2 separate regions of the Homo sapiens genome follow, and region 1 is linked to region 2. Evidence: chromatin loops called from intact Hi-C (ENCODE). Cell type or tissue: IMR-90. All regions are shown on one strand.

What was found. Hi-C counts contacts between places; a loop is a spot of excess contacts. Peaks named below come from ENCODE experiments on the same cell type or tissue, not always from the same donor. Only the 100,000 strongest peaks of a DNase experiment are listed, where the experiment ranks them.
Region 1: it touches region 2 in a loop (1.9-fold over the local background); 8 of 110 quality-filtered maps call a loop at or near these places.

What each region holds. Positions count from the first base shown.
Region 1 is chr11:15,822,149-15,830,148 of GRCh38, reverse strand. No RefSeq gene overlaps it. Among named protein-coding and RNA genes, the nearest start is that of LINC02682, 85 kb to the left of the region's middle. In IMR-90, a CTCF peak has its summit at 3,080 (motif pointing left); a DNase peak (open chromatin) is centred at 5,868; H3K27ac peaks cover 654 bases.
Region 2 is chr11:15,983,168-15,991,167 of GRCh38, reverse strand. It overlaps SOX6 (SRY-box transcription factor 6), which reads left to right. Exons shown (of 16, transcript NM_001367873.1): 14 at 1,938-2,171; 15 at 4,748-4,964. Among named protein-coding and RNA genes, the nearest start is that of MIR6073, 18 kb to the right of the region's middle. In IMR-90, no CTCF peak of the experiment used is centred here; a DNase peak (open chromatin) is centred at 3,947; H3K27ac peaks cover 2,839 bases.

The sequences.
Region 1 (8,000 bases), 160 kb after region 2:
AACATAGTGAAACCCTGTCTCTACAAAAAATACAAAAATTAGCCAGGCATGATGGTGCATGCCTGAAGTCCCAGCTACTCGGGAGGCTTGAGCCCAAGGCTGAGGCTGCAGTGAGCCAAGATCGCACCACAGCACTCCGGCCTGGGTGACAGAGTGAGACTCTGTCTCAAAAAAATAATAAATAAAAAATAAAGCTATTATGAAATCCTCCTAAGTGGAAATATGTTTCTTTCTTCACCATTCTTTTAGCCTTTGCTAACACTCTTAGTTAAGTACTATTTCCTAGCTTGAATTAGAGAGTTATGCATCTATGTACCTTGTGTCTCCTGGAGAATTGTAAGCTCCTTGATGGTACAAATCATCTCTCTTTTATCTTTACATCCCTGTGGCCATTTGCTAAAAAGAAAGGCTAGATTTCAAGAATGGGTCTTAGCTTCTTTGGTTATGTCTCCCCCTTTTACAGATGAAAAAATGATCGACTGACACAGAATTGGGGCATTGTCAAAGGTCACACTGAAAGTTAGAAATATTGGTTCTGACTCCAAAACTCAGACTCCAGGAATGTTAGAGTTGGAAGGATTCTCAGAGGCTGCTTAATTGTGTTTGAGTAGCCAGGAAGCTCTGAGTGAAAGGACATCTGACCTTTGCTTGCTACTTCCTTATTTTGGGCTTTGATGTTCTAGTTTCATTGTGATAGCTTTGTGGTAAACATGATTTTATTGTGAACCATGAAAAATTATTTTTGGAAATAAGCTGGAAGTGAATAGTGAACAAATAAATATAAACCAGTCTCCTCATTTATTCATACATTTATCTAAGGAAAATTATTGATATTTTTCTAGGTCCTGGGGAGATAGCAGTAAACAAAACAGACAAAATCCATGCCTGTATGGAGTTTAAACTCTAGAAGTATGTGTGTGTTTGGTTCTGTTTGTATTAACTCATCAAATCCTCACAAACTACATGATATAGTTAATATTATAATTATCTTCATTATTAAGAAATTAATAATGGTCCCTGATAAGAAAATTAAGGTCCAGAGAGATGGAGTAATTTGCCCAATGTTGCAAAGCTAAAAAGTGATAGTGGCAGGCTTTGAATTCAAGTAGCTGACTCCAGCCCCTCTGCCCTGAATCACTATTGCTACATTTATGAACAGAAAACGGATACTCAGAGAGGGTAGACTACTAAGCCAAAGCCACATAGCTCATTTAGTGGCAGGGTTAGGCTTTCTGATTCTCAAACCAGGTTCTTTTCAGGCCACCAGTCTGCCTTTCTTTTTCAAACTGCGGGAAGGAGTGGGACAGACAAAATCCATGGGTCCAAGGGCTGGGTAAGATCTGAGAACACGTAATTTCTCTTGTAGGATAGACACGGGGTGTTTGTTTCTCACATTGGCGAGATGGTGGGAGGGTGAGGAACAGACTTCCAACACACCAAATATTACCCTAATTGGCTCAAAGGCCATGATTGTATCAAGTTCCAGAAATTATGAGTGAACCAGACAGTTAGGCCACCGCAGCTGGTCGGCAAATTATTGGCTCAAGTGTTGTAATTATTAAATGCAGCAGAGAGAGAGAAAGAAAGAGAGCAAGAAACTCAGACACTTAGTCCGGGATAATTGATCCAAAAATTATGGGTTCCAAGAAGGCCAACACTTGCTTAAATTTAGATTTGGACTCCACTGCTGTCACACGCACACAAATGACTACTGTTTCCTGGACACCCACTCAGCACACACAATCAGCCCCTCAGCTCTGCCAGCCCACAGGAACAAAAGGGATTTTGATTCTGATTATTTTTAAACTTTAATGACAAATCCTTTCCTTCTCTACATTAAAAAATAAAGGCTGTGCATAGTACCATTAAGGGACTGCTCGCTGCTGTGAGATTCTCGGAGGCACTTACATTGTTTAAATTTTAATTTCTGGGTTGAAATTTTTATTGAAAACATCACTATCTTTCTAAACAACAACAAAAAAGTTTCTTCTCTTGTCACTGTGCTAGTTTGTTCTTTTACCTGCTCTCACTTTGCCTCAGCAGGAGATCATCCTGCTTCTCTGTGGCTGTGTGGCTCCAGGAAGCCTCACTTCATCCCTGTGATCCAAATTTGCTATTTCTGCCCTGGACAAGCAATCTTTAGTATTTTTTTTTCTTTGTAAATTAGAATCTATGTTAGGGACAGGCTAAGGACATAAGCCTGCAAATTCTTGGCCACCGTGAGGCGGAATTCCTCTAATGATAACGATAATGATAATGATGACATTGACAATGTTGATGATATCATGATTGTGACAGTGATGAAACCTCTATAACATTTTCTGGGCACTTCCCATGTGCCAGACCCAGTTCTGGGTACTTCATATGCATTATCTCCCTGTATTCTTCAACACCCTACAAGGAAGCTATCATTAACCCCATTTTGCAGAAGAGAAGACAGATTATGAGAGCTCTTTGCACCAGGGAGAGAGATGTAATAATTTATTATTCTGGAATAATATTGACAGTAACAGATATCACTAGAAAATCAGATGTGAAGGACTTAGTGAGAGCCAAAGAGAGATGTTTTTTAATTAGGTACTGGCATAAACCAGGAAGACTTCATGATAAAGAGCATCTGAGCTAAATGTGGAAAGCAGAATAAGATTTTGACATGCATGAAAATATCTTTAGTAAAGACAAGAAAACTGGAGGTATGTTTGGGAATGGAGGAAGGTGAAGCATGGAGGCAACTAAGGTAGGGTGTAGGGAGGCGGTGGTTAGTTTTCTTAGAGGGCCTTGGATATCAGCCTAAGGATATTAGTCTTTTCCCCATGGGCAAAGGAATCACCCAGTGTTTTCCTCAAGAGAGTGACTAAACTGGAATAGCAACTGAGAAAGATCACTCAAGGAAAGTGTAAACAGGAGGTTGGGGGAGGTCAAGATAGGAGGCAGGGAGGTTAGAAGGGAGCCTGTTAGAATAGACTCTTCTCATCACTCCTTCTTATGTGGCCATGCTCTTCCTGGTGACCTGCCTTGCATCCAGCCCTCCACTTAGGACTCCCAGGTGGTCCCACTGGTCCCAGTTGACCCTCAGATAGCTCTCTGCTGCCCCCACCTGGCCTAGGCAGCCCCTGCCACAATTCACTTGCAGGGCCAGGCCCTCTTACACATGTACTAATATCATGGTGAATAATATGACTCCTAGGACTACTGGCCAAGACTCAGAGCACATTCTACATACCAGGCACTGTCCATGTCTTTTACATGCATCAGGTGCTTAACAGTAACCTCATAAGAACTTTATGAAGTAGCTCATGTTCCTATTTCACAGGTAAGGAGACTGAGGCATCAATATGCTCTATTCTCAGGATGATAAGATGTAGAGGCTTTGCCAGGAGCTTGCTTGAAGATCTAGGATTACGGCCTTAGAGCCACTTCTGACTGGATACTGTGGGAGGACCTGGTTGGAGCCCCATAAGGGGGACCTCCCCATGGGGTGTAGTTTATAGCGTGGCTGCTTCAGGGAGGTGACCTGGCTGGAGGGAGGAATGGGGGAGGATGGTCATGGGCTGGACTGTAGCACTGAGAATTGGGGCCAGCAGGACAGGCAGAGCTTTACACAGGAAATGGGCAGCAGAGGACCTGGGAGACGGAAGCAGAAAAAGCAATAAAGGAGCATGGGGCCCGCCAGACTTGGCTTCAGGTTCCAGACTGTAACCAGAGGGCAGGTCTGGGGCTAGCTTTGTGTATTTGTTGCCTTCTTTAAACAGACAGGATTCTTAATGCTCAAAGTAACCTTTTCAACTTGACAATACTTTGGGGTTAAGGCTCTGACTCAGAAGATTCCTGTTAAGAAAAATCTACTGGCATTTTTCAAGCCAAAAGCAGAGCCCCGAGGAGGTGGGAGACAGAGCAGGGTGGTGTTTTAATGGAGACACAGTGGGGTGGGAAGATCCAGGTCGGGACGCAGCTGGCAGTCTGCAGGAGAGAGCAGGCCTGGAGAGGTGTCGGGGAGAGCCAAATGCAAACTTCTCCCACTTCCCAGTGTTGCCTGGGGCCAGCCCTGGGCACAATGATAATGTTTCTATAAAACAATTCTCAGGAAGCCTGGTAGGAGAGCCGTACCTTTCCACAATTAAGTGCATCCTTCCAACTTAAAGACCTCTCTGGGATCAGCTGAGATTGTGAATGTGTTTTGAGTATACACGAAGTGTCATATCAGGGATGGCAGGGAAAGCTGGGGGGATGTTTCTGCATGTGCACGCCCCTGTGCACATTCTCAGTGTTACAAACTTCCTTATGTCCAGTAAGTCATCTCACAACCCCAAATGCTTATTGTATTCTGGCTGATGCAGCAGCAGCTGAGCCCCTCCCCAGACAGACAAATGAAGGGATATAAATAAGAGTGGGAAGGAAACCTTTCAGGGAGTGTTGCTTAAATTATTATTGGCAAGAAACAGAAATCATTTTAAGACAACAGAGGTTTATTAATAAGGATGGTGTAGACCAGAACTGGATTTGCTTATGCTTCAAACCAAGATGGCCCTGTGGACCCACTGCTTTCCTGGTCTCTGTAATGTCCTGTGTTTACAGCACCTCTGCTTCTTTCTGCTCCAATCAGAACCCAAGGTCAAGGAGATAATTGTGTGTATGTGCTGCAGCCCACATTGTGGAGCGGAGGTGTGACAGACTTAGCTAATTATTGCTCCCATTGGAGAGCACCATTCAGGACAGCCTCTTGGGGTACTGGCTGGCCAACGGATGAGCCACTTTGGATGGGATGTTCACTTCCCAGACAATCATTGGCCACCTGGCACTAAGAGCAGCTTATAGCTGCTTCCCTCAACAGAAGTGCAGATGGGTTGGTTTTAGACAAGAGAGAATGTAGAAACTTGGAGGTCACCATAGAAGACACTTCTGAGGCAGGAATGCAACTAGGAAGTCATCCTAAGAATGAGATGAGGAATTAGGGGAAAAAGGAAGAAGAGAGACATACGTAGAAATGGAAAAAGGACTTTCTGGGACCACAAATGTCAGAGCTGAAACATATGTTAATGACAATCTAGTTAAACGTCTCTAATTTACAAATGGAGAAATTGAGCCTCAAGACCAACATTTGGGACCATAAACCAGTTCTTCCTTCACTTCTAAGGCTATCTTCTCTCTTTCAAACTGCCCATCTAGGAGAAGTTTCTCAAAGCAGATGATTTAAGGGGTCAGCCAACCTCTTCATATATGAAGGATGGATCTACATTGCTTATTGAGATTCACCGAGCAATGCTTAAGTAAAGACCTTGTGTGTGAAGGACACTTGAAGTACATATGATTGGGAGCTATATGTAAAAAGATCAAACCACAGAAATGAAAGAAAAATTAAAATTAAATTTTGATTAAATATTTGAATTAGAAATGGCTTTGTAATATTAAAACCAATACAAGTACCAAAGGGAAAGATGGATATATTTGAATGATTAATATATACTACTTTTGTATGTGAAAAATTAAGAAATTAAAGTGTAAAAACTGGGAAAATTTGTACAAATGTCAAATAAGTAATATTATTACTGTGTGAAGATTTGTGAAAATCAATGGATAATAGGGAGAAGATATAAACATACATAAAAAGGGGAAATACATGACTAATAAACATTTGCACAAAGTCTCTGCTATACTAATCAGAGCAATGAAAATTAAAATAGTAAGCAGATGCACAATTTCCCTGGCCACTTCTTTTTCTACCAAAATTAGCAAAGATTAAAAAGAATACCTAGTGCATGTATAGGGACAATGAAACAGCTGCCCTCTTACACAGTGCAAAGGAGTTTATAATGATATACTTGTTTTAGAGAATAATACAGGAATGGGTATCTGGGAATTTGTCATAAGGAAAAAATGCAGAATTTAAAGATGTTTATAAAAGTGCTTATCAAAATGAATAATTAAGAAAAGCCTGTTGTGCCATCACAGAGGAATGTTTAAGTAAACCATGTTTCCTCTGTGAAACATGGAATGCATTCATATATGCAGGAACATGCAGCTTTTAGAATATTTCCAACAATGTGTGGAAATTGTGGCATCATCGTGTTAAATCAAACCTGTGTGTGAAACCTGCATGTGAACCCTATACAAAACAGGCACAGCAGAAAAGACCCATTTAGCATGTGAGCCAAAAAGTTTTCATTTCTTCTGCTTAATGGATCATTCTATATTTTTGTTTTGTTTTTTGCTTTTCTCTTGAACCTAAATAAACATGTATTATTCTTATACACAAAATAAACTTAAAAAAGAAGTGTGGGAATTCATTTGAACTTGAGTGCAGCAAATATGAAGAATTGAAAGAGTAAGGGAAGAACACAAGGAGCAGTGTGCCGGGCCTTGTGGCTGGGTCCCTGACCTCCATCTACTCTTTCCCCATGGTACGTCAGCCTTGCAATTCAGGAGAGACTGATTCTACCCCCAGCTCTGGGGGTTGATTTACACTTTGACAGGTATAAATCAATCAGGGTACTCCCTATTCCTCACTTTGCAAAAGGTTGGTTTTGGTAACCCAGGGTTAGGCCAAAAAGACCCAGTGATTCTCCCAGGGCCCAATAGAGTGAAGTGAAGTTCTTTGAATTGATGCTCATGAAATTCCCTCTCTCCCCTCCAGAATTGAATAGGGAAGAATTTGGCCCTGACTGCTGCTGGTCACCATCTTGAAATATTGAAGGCAAATTTGACCTATGAGCAAAGTCAGCACCGAGAGGAGGGCAGAAGCTGGAGGACTGCAGAGGAACTGGACTGCTCTTTCCCCCACTTTGGGGCTTTTTCATTCAGTGAACAAGTGCATTAAGTTGGTTTGAGTTTTGTTTTATTTTTTAAATAGTATGAATTACAAGAATTCCTGATACAGACGACATCAGAGATTACTTCCCATAGACAGAATACATCAGAAATAGGGGAAGGGAATGTTGGAAAAGTTGAGGACATATGTCTGACTTCACTGTTGGGAGAAAGGAGCCAGAGAAAGAGGCCTAGAAACTAAGATGAGACCTAGAAAAACAATGTAAGGTAGCAGTGGTCCAGGAGGGAAAAGCCCTTTGGAGATGATGAGCAGCACAATACAAACATGGCCTTACCTCGTCTCATCTCATCAGCTGGGTGGTCCTGCTAAATTATATGCAGTGGATGAAGAAACAATGATATCCCTGAAGAGGGATGTTTTTGTCCTCTTTTGACATGCTAGGCACGTTCTAGATCATTTCTGGGAACTGAGACACACTCCACCAGCCATCTAGATACCCACCAAACACATCATACCTTATACATGGTCAGTGGTCCATGCTTTACTGATTGGTATCTCCAACAAAGAGCTACCAGTTAGGGATGAAGGCAGGGGAAGTTTTGCACAATCTAGGTAGTCGCTGGCTTTGGATTTGAAAAAGAAAATCCTCAGCTCAACTAAGCAATTTTCACTTTGAAGTTAAATACAAGTTGCTGACCAGCTTTTGCTGAAGAGTTGGAGTGTATGTGTGCAGGCCCAGATACAAATAATAACAAAACAGTGACTTTGGTATGTAATACTATGGTTTCAAGGAGATCTCTGTGCCTCTGGTAGAACTTCTTACTCTACTCAGTCACCTGAATGGATGCAACTATTCATTCAATCATTTATTCATTTAATAAATGTTTATTTGGGACCAATTATGGGCCATGCATGGTGTTATGGATGGGGGATATAAGAATAAATAAAATAATAAATGAAATATATGTATTTATTTAATCCTCCTTATATGCCACCACCACAGTGAGCACTTGCATTGTATTATCCATTGCATTTCATCAACTGAAACAAACCTATAGCTCAGCACTATTATTTATTCCAGTTTTAACAGATGAGGAAACTGAAGCTTAGTTAGGTCACTTGCCCGAGGTCACACAGTCTCCAAGAAGTGGAACCAGCATTCAAATCAAGAGCTTACATACAGTTAATTAACCCCAATGCCAAGGGGAAGACAGAAGCCCAAATAATGTGTTAA
Region 2 (8,000 bases):
TTCATGTAAAGGATCATTCTGTCTAGTAGGCCTAAAAGAAGGGCTGTTTATAAAATATGTTATTTTTGTATAATCTTCAGAAAGTAGCCTTTCTGCCCTCCTTCCTGTTTAGAAAAAAATTCATGTTAGCCAATCCCACCCTTTTATACTGTCTTTTGTTTGCAGTAAATGATAACCATATTTGCTAAATAATAGTGCACTATAATGTTGTAATTTATTACTGGCTTTGACACAAACAAATGTCTACTTAACCAAGGTATCTAAAAATAGAGAGGAAGGGCCAGAGATTGATTGAATCATGTTGGTCCTGTATAATAACTTCACTGAGCAGAAAGGATTTACTTTTTCCAGAAAATAGAAATGTTGGTTTTAATGTATATTTTGCTTCTAAACTTCTGGGCGTAGACTTTCCTGTTATGCGGTAGAAGCCTTGTCTGAGGCTATCAGTCTGACCACTTTACCTTTAATTATAGAAGTTCTCAGTCTGTAGGAGATATTCAGGAGTTGCCACATCACAAAGTATACATCAGTATATCGCCCTGGTATAGGGTGCATGAAAACAAGTAAGAACTATGTTCATTCATTCATTTATTTATTCATTCATGCATTAATATAACATATTTTACTAATTGAAATCCTATGTGCCAAGTACTTTATTGAATCCTAGGAATACAGCAGTGAATAAGACCCATCCCTTGCCCTATCTTCAGGGAGCTTTCAATCTAGTATGTTACTAGAGTCAGCTCTTTGGAAATTATATAGCATCAGGAATTTAGGCATAGTTTCATAGATGTTAAAGAACTACCCTTAAACAACAGAAAAATAGAACAGGACGCTTGAAATAAATGCCTCTTAGTCTATGACTTTTGCATATGAGTTGAAAACCAAATAATCTTTGCTTAATGAATATTTTATTATCTATTATGTGAAAAATCCTGAGGATACAAGAATAAGTACAGCATAATCATTAACTTTAGGTATCTCGTATTCCTGAGAGGAGTGGAAAGGAGGGAGATAGTCACATAAACAATAATTACTATGGGGCATGTCTCCTGAAAGCAAGAGGACTGAGTGCAGCCTGGGGAGCATCACTGCAAGTGCTGTTCCTTTACCCTGAATTACCCTTCCCATCAGACTTTACTCCCTCTCCCACTCACTTGTTGATTCCTATTCATCCTTGAAGACTCGGTTTAGACATCACATCTCCTAGGAAGCACTAGCTGACCATTCTATCTGGTGCTTTTTTGGTGCCCTGTTAATGTCAGTATTGTAGCACCTCTCACCCACTTTGTTATAATTGTCTGTCCTTACTCTGAACTGTGAGCTCCTTAAAAGCAGGAGCTGTTTTATTTACCATGGTCTCCTTAGCACCTGGCATAAAACCTAGGTTATAGTAATTGCTCAATAAATATTTTTCATTGAATTAATTCATTCAATCATGAAACATGATTGAAGGTTGAATGGGATTTAGCATGAAAGAGTAGGAGAAGTGTCTTCTAGGCAGTGAGAAGAGCACAGGTCAAGACAATATTGTGAAAAACAATTCTATTTTTGGGAAACATATAGAGTGGTTGTGATCTGGGGCAAATGAGTCTAAAATGACCAGTAAGAGCATGTTTTTGAAGAAAGGAATTACAGCAGGAAAGTTTACCATAAGGTAATGTCATTCATTGCTCTGTGATCACCTACCATTTATTGTAGTAAATGTGGTAGGGTGTATAAAACACACACAAAATTAATTCTTAGTGTGTCTTTGAGGGCTACATCAGAAGAGCCTGTAGAACTGTCATTTGAACCTGCCTTCTACTTCCAAGAAGTCACTTAGAAAAGAAGAGGAGGACCTGGGGAAAACAGCTGACCCAGGCGGCAAGCTGTGTGACATTATCCACAAAATAACGCTTTCCACTCATCTTGTTCTTCCTGCCCTGACATTACAGGAAGTAAAGCAATGAATGGCTCTGCAGCTAAACTACAGCAGTATTATTGTTGGCCAACAGGAGGTGCCACTGTGGCTGAAGCACGAGTCTACAGGGACGCCCGCGGCCGTGCCAGCAGCGAGCCACACATTAAGCGACCAATGAATGCATTCATGGTTTGGGCAAAGGATGAGAGGAGAAAAATCCTTCAGGCCTTCCCCGACATGCATAACTCCAACATTAGCAAAATCTTAGGTGAGTGCAGCAGTGCAGCTAAAGCTGATCTTCTCCCCTGCAAATCCCATGAGTGCCACCAGGGTGGGAAGCAAGGGGATAACTAGGATCCTAAGGGAGATTGTGGCGGGCGCAAGTTAGACGAAGGTCAGCCAGCTGCCGCAGGAGCCTTCGTCATCACGTCTGCCTCCCCCACCCCATAATGTGGCATGTAGGTTTGGGAGTTATTATATCCACCAGGTGCCAGGGCAGGACTGTCTGAACACTTATTTCAGAGACAAAACTATTTATAGTATGTGTTAATACTGTGAATTTAGCAACTCTTGAGAGGTCACTGCTAAACAAGAATCGTGGAGACAAGCTTTATCTCCTTTTACTGTGCAGTTCTCTTAAATTCATATGTTGCTATGAAGTACTCATAGACCCTACAGTTTTCTGCTTTAGTGTTCTTGGGTTTATATGTCCCACTGAAAGAATTCATCAAGGACTAGAAACCCAAAATGGTATGAAATTCATGGAGTGCAAAACAGTGCCTCTGATGATCACTTTAAAACTTGTAAAATAAATCTACAATTATTTTAATAAGATATGACTAGTTCAAATTTCATAGCAGTGAGCTGAACACACGAGCTGCAGGGGAGAGGCCCAGTTTGTGGTAAATTGCCAGAGTGATTCTCTATTTCTCAGGATTAAACTCAAGCCTTGTTCTATTAGTGTAGAGCTTGCCTAGTGTGGATTGTACAGCTTGGAATTATTGTGCTCAACATGTTAAACATATTTTATTCAACATGCAGCATTACAGTCAACATGTTTCCTCTTTAAAAAGGAAAAACACAGAAGGCACTGCTCTACTTAAAGCTGTCACGATGTGACAAAATCTCAAAGGAAGCCATTTAAGAAGCTGAAAAACATTAGAGACTTAAACTGTGGTTTTAATTTTTTAAATGTTTTGTTCAAAAGTAATAAATATTTAACCTGAGTAAATATCAGTGATCTGGACATGCACAGATACACATGTTTTGTCACTGTATAAATAATTTAACTTGATTCTGAGGCATTTTGAGGCAGTGACCTCTAAGAAAAATTTAAAACATACATAAGATCAAATAGTGGTGAAATGTTAAATATGTTTTTCTTTTTTTTTTGATTTTCTAATTTCAAAATGGATACTAAATGTCATTACAATTAAGTGTGGTTTTTATTTTTAGAGCTTCAGAGTTATGCATAGGGATGTTATTTTGAATTTAAATATCTTTCAAACCAAAATGTTCCTAGTGGACATACATTTTTTTTTTTCTAGTTAAATGACATTCTAAAAAAAAAAAAAATCAGTGCTTCTCTGGCCTTACAGTTTTATATCTAACTTGAAGATTTTCATATTTTTCTGCCCTTTTAGTAGCAATATGAGTAAGCCTTCAGATGGGCACAGAGCCTCTCTGTTTCCATTTTGGCAGCTGTGGGGAATCTATATTATTTGTGTGCATTCTGTGAAAAAATTATTAGGAATATAGTAAGTATATTCATTAAAATGTAAAGTTTTAAGTGCAAGCGTTTCAAGAGCACCAAGAATTCTTCGTTAATTGGGGCTTTAAGCTGCTGGAAACCAGCAGAACACAGAGAAGCCTATCTGCTTAGGCCTTCTACACAACTTTTGAACAACAATCAGGAAAGAGCAGGGATGCATGTGCTATTAAAGCAGACTAGGATATTGCTGGCTGCAGAGAATATTTGTACAACTTTTCCATTTGTTTATGTATGAAAAATCTCCACTGAAGAATCGCTAACATCCAGTCTGCACAGCTGTTACCGCTTTATTCACCAGCGAGACACAAAAATGCAATTTGATACATGTAAAAAAACACATCCCCTCTTCATCAAGTGTTTAGATAATTCTTTATAAACAATATTAGAGAAGTGAATACTTATCCTTCTTCCTGTATAAACCGTATTAAAATTTTTGTACTTTTATTGGTACAGCTTTGAATGAGCGTTTATAGTACTTGAAAATGGTATATATAATTCCAATGGTATCTTCCGGTTCTAAAGCTATAACTTCTTAGGTAGAGCTTAGGTTTTTTAATTACCTAGGCCATGGCAGACTTGTGCACAGTAGTTTTTTATATATGGAATGATTTCAACATCTGCTGACATCTTGTCAAAGGATAGTTTCACTAAAGATACTTGGAGTTTGGGAGATGTTTGAATTTCTAGGACAAACAAAGCTTTTCCTGAGAATCCTGTCATGCTCAAAAGTATGCTTAGGAGGTTTAGCCTTTTATCCCTGTTGAGAGGGTAGGCAGGTGGATGGGGAAAGACCTTGGTGTAGGCAATGATCTTTAAGCAGCAAAGATATATTTTAAAATACTATAGTAGCATCAGTCTTAAACTATTGAGATAAATAACACAAGAAAGTATCATACGCAAAATTGTTCTTTGTGTTATAGACTAAAAGTATAGTTGGGACAGCCAGTGGTATGTGGGAATTGGAGCCACCCAGCGCACAGATGAGTGAAGTGATGGGAAGGTATATCTAGTTGTGTTTGCCTAGAATATGTTGCCTTGACCACTTGGGTACTTAAGGCTATTTTTATTTCTAGGATCTCGCTGGAAATCAATGTCCAACCAGGAGAAGCAACCTTATTATGAAGAGCAGGCCCGGCTAAGCAAGATCCACTTAGAGAAGTACCCAAACTATAAATACAAACCCCGACCGAAACGCACCTGCATTGTTGATGGCAAAAAGCTTCGGATTGGGGAGTATAAGCAACTGATGAGGTCTCGGAGACAGGAGATGAGGCAGTTCTTTACTGTGGGGTAAGTATTCCTGAATTTAGCCACCTGGGCTTTACTTTTGCGGTAAGTAACTATAGGATGGCTACTGGCAGTATGTTTGGGAAGGAGATTAGGGAAAGAGGAGGTTGTGGCATACTGAAGGGGCTTGGCCATGAGAATCTTTGCTGTGTCATAGGGGCACTGCCTTGCACCATGGCTTTTGCTCAAATCAAGCCAAACCTGGAACAGTTCACTCCCAGCTGATCACCCCTGTCATTGTCTCCCAAGCCAATTTAAGATGCTCAGTGGCCACACACAGAGTTTCTGGTAGTTTATTTAAGCAGATACACAGGGAGGAAAAATAAAAACTAACCTTAAGAAATCCCCATAAGCTTTCCAGCTTCTCTGGGTGGTGCTTCTGACTCTAATCACAATAGTCTGCTTTTGTTGTGGGATCTACCACAAGATAATTGGCCTCGACATTGGTTAGAGGACCTCATTTTTGGCATAAGATCCAGAACTCCTGTTGCAGTAAATTATTCTGTGGTGGGAGCAGTAACAATGTGTATTTTCTTGCTTAAATCAGAAACTAGACATGCTTTTGATATCTTCAAGTCTGATTTCATGTCATTTTGTTTAAAAATTAGGTAATAGATTTCTGGTATAAATTTCAACTTGGCTGACTGGCTGTCTGCATTCAAAAGAGGCCCCTCATAACCACAGTAGTCAGGATAAGTGGGGATGCAGATGACTGTAGATTCCAGCATACCCAGACCTAGAAGCACAGCAGGGTGGCAAATCCAGAGGGCCATTTGAGGCACAGACCTGAAGCAGCTGGACTCAGAGTAGGGAAACACTTGGGAAAGAGCTTGAGAGAGAGAAGCAGAGTAAGCAAGAGGGAAGTTGCATTTGCTGTGAAGTTGGAGGAGAATTGAGGAGCTGTGCTGTGCCAGGAAACTAAGAGAGCTTCACTTGAAGGTAGAAAAAGAGGTACCTTAAAGGAGAAGCCAAGAGCTATTCACTTTTAAGGGCACTCAAGAGGTAACCCTGTGGAACAAAAAGTTGTTTTCAGAGCATGTGTTTAAAAGGAATAGTAAATAGAGTAAGAAAACAAAGCCAATGAACGTAGTCTGGGTCATGAATCTGTGCAATACACTGCAGTGTTTTCGGGAGGAGCGTGGGCTTTGGAGTTTGACTTCTGGGGTTCACATACTGACTGTGCCACCTACCTGGGCAAGTTATTAAACTTCTCTAACTTTTGTTTTCTCATGTGTAAAATGAAATGAATAGTGGAAACTATCTTGTATGATTGTTGAGAAGATCCAATGAGGCAACGCTTTTAAAAGTACTTTATATAGTGCTTAATACGATATCAATAAAGGTGAACTCTAGCATTATCATTACTATTTAATATGTATTTCCTATCACAGAAAACCATATTTTATATCACACCAGATGATCAGTGAATTTCTTTATACCATGGCAGAACCTTTTAGAGGTAGAGAGAAGCTTAAGCCACTTTATTATAAAAGATCCCAGTATGTTAATAAATGAAGACATGACAAAATAGGATTATCAAATTCCTCTGTATTATAAATGTTTGCATTTTTAAAGGTAATGCGTTTAACGCTAAAAAGGGCAATGTGGTATAATTGGGCTATTCAGCTGATAATTAGAGGATTTATGAAAAATACTAATTCATAGTCCACTTTAAGATTATGTGATAAACATTCTCTTTTAATCCCGTTAGTACACCTCTAAGATTGTGTATAATCTCTTTTGAACAATCCAAAGTTTAAGTTTGGGACCTCTTGTGATTCCTGCCCTCCCTCAGTCATGTTCCCTGTGTATGTAGTGATACATAGTGGGGCTGTTCCGCCAGTCTGGAAGGCTACTAAAGGTGCTGTTTTAATACCTTGGTGTAATACTTATTTGAAAATATGAGTTGCAGTAATACTATTGAATTTAGTTCCCTTTACTAAAGGGTACATTAAAACAGCTCTAGATCAAAATACCACAACATGTACCAATGCATGTAAAAATAAAAAACTAAAACAATTTAATAACATCTATTATTTATTGACTATCTAGTGTATACTAGGATTTTAGATATATAAGTCACATAATTCTCTAAATAAGATAAAGAAGTTGAGTTTTAGAGAGTTTCTATGGCTACAGAAAGGTGATAAAGAGCAAAGGTTCAAATTCAGGTATTGGCCCCCATCATGCCAAATGACTGAGGAACTGTCTTTACTACTTTGTCTCAAAATATGCCTCATAGCCCTATGCTGGCAGTCATGAGTGTGGCTATGCCATCTGAGCAAGAGCTCTTAGCACTTGGAGAAAATGAAGTCTCTGCTTGTGGTATATGGTACATAAAAAGAACTTTGAAATTTAGAGACTAAGTATCCTGTTCTCAATAGTGTAGAACAGTCCTTTATGGAAGGATCATTTTAGACTGCAGAATAGGGCTACTGAAGTGCAGGCAATGATCAGAATGTCTTATTCTTTCATCTCAATGCTGAGCATTTTCCTCTGCCCAGCTTTGATAATACTTGCTATGTAGAGCCAGGTGTTATTTCTGCTTAAGGATTTGTATTCTCTTTTAAGTAGTTGTAGTTGATAGATTATTAATTTCCTGAAGTTTTTCTTTGGAAATTGATCTTTATTACATATGAGGTTATTACAAGAGTTGAGCAAAAAACAAACAAAAATTCAAATATTTCTATTGACGTTTTGATGGAATGGGTTCAGATCAATTTTTATAGCTGATTTTGAAAAGACATGCATAACTTTCAAGCCAATAAAAGTGCATATACTGCTCAACATTTTCATGCATTTTACTGACTACACAACTGTGGCTGATGAGTTAGTTTTTTTTATTACTTAGCTATTATGAAATGAATTTATCAATAATATGGAAGGGAGCAATGTTAGCCCTTGCCTTGGTTTTAACCTCTTCAGTTCGCAGAGTAAGTATCAGAATGTTGTAATAATCTGGATAAGATTATTATCTGGATTATTCAAGATAATAAATGTGTGTGTGTATGTGTGGGTATAACACACTATTATATGCTA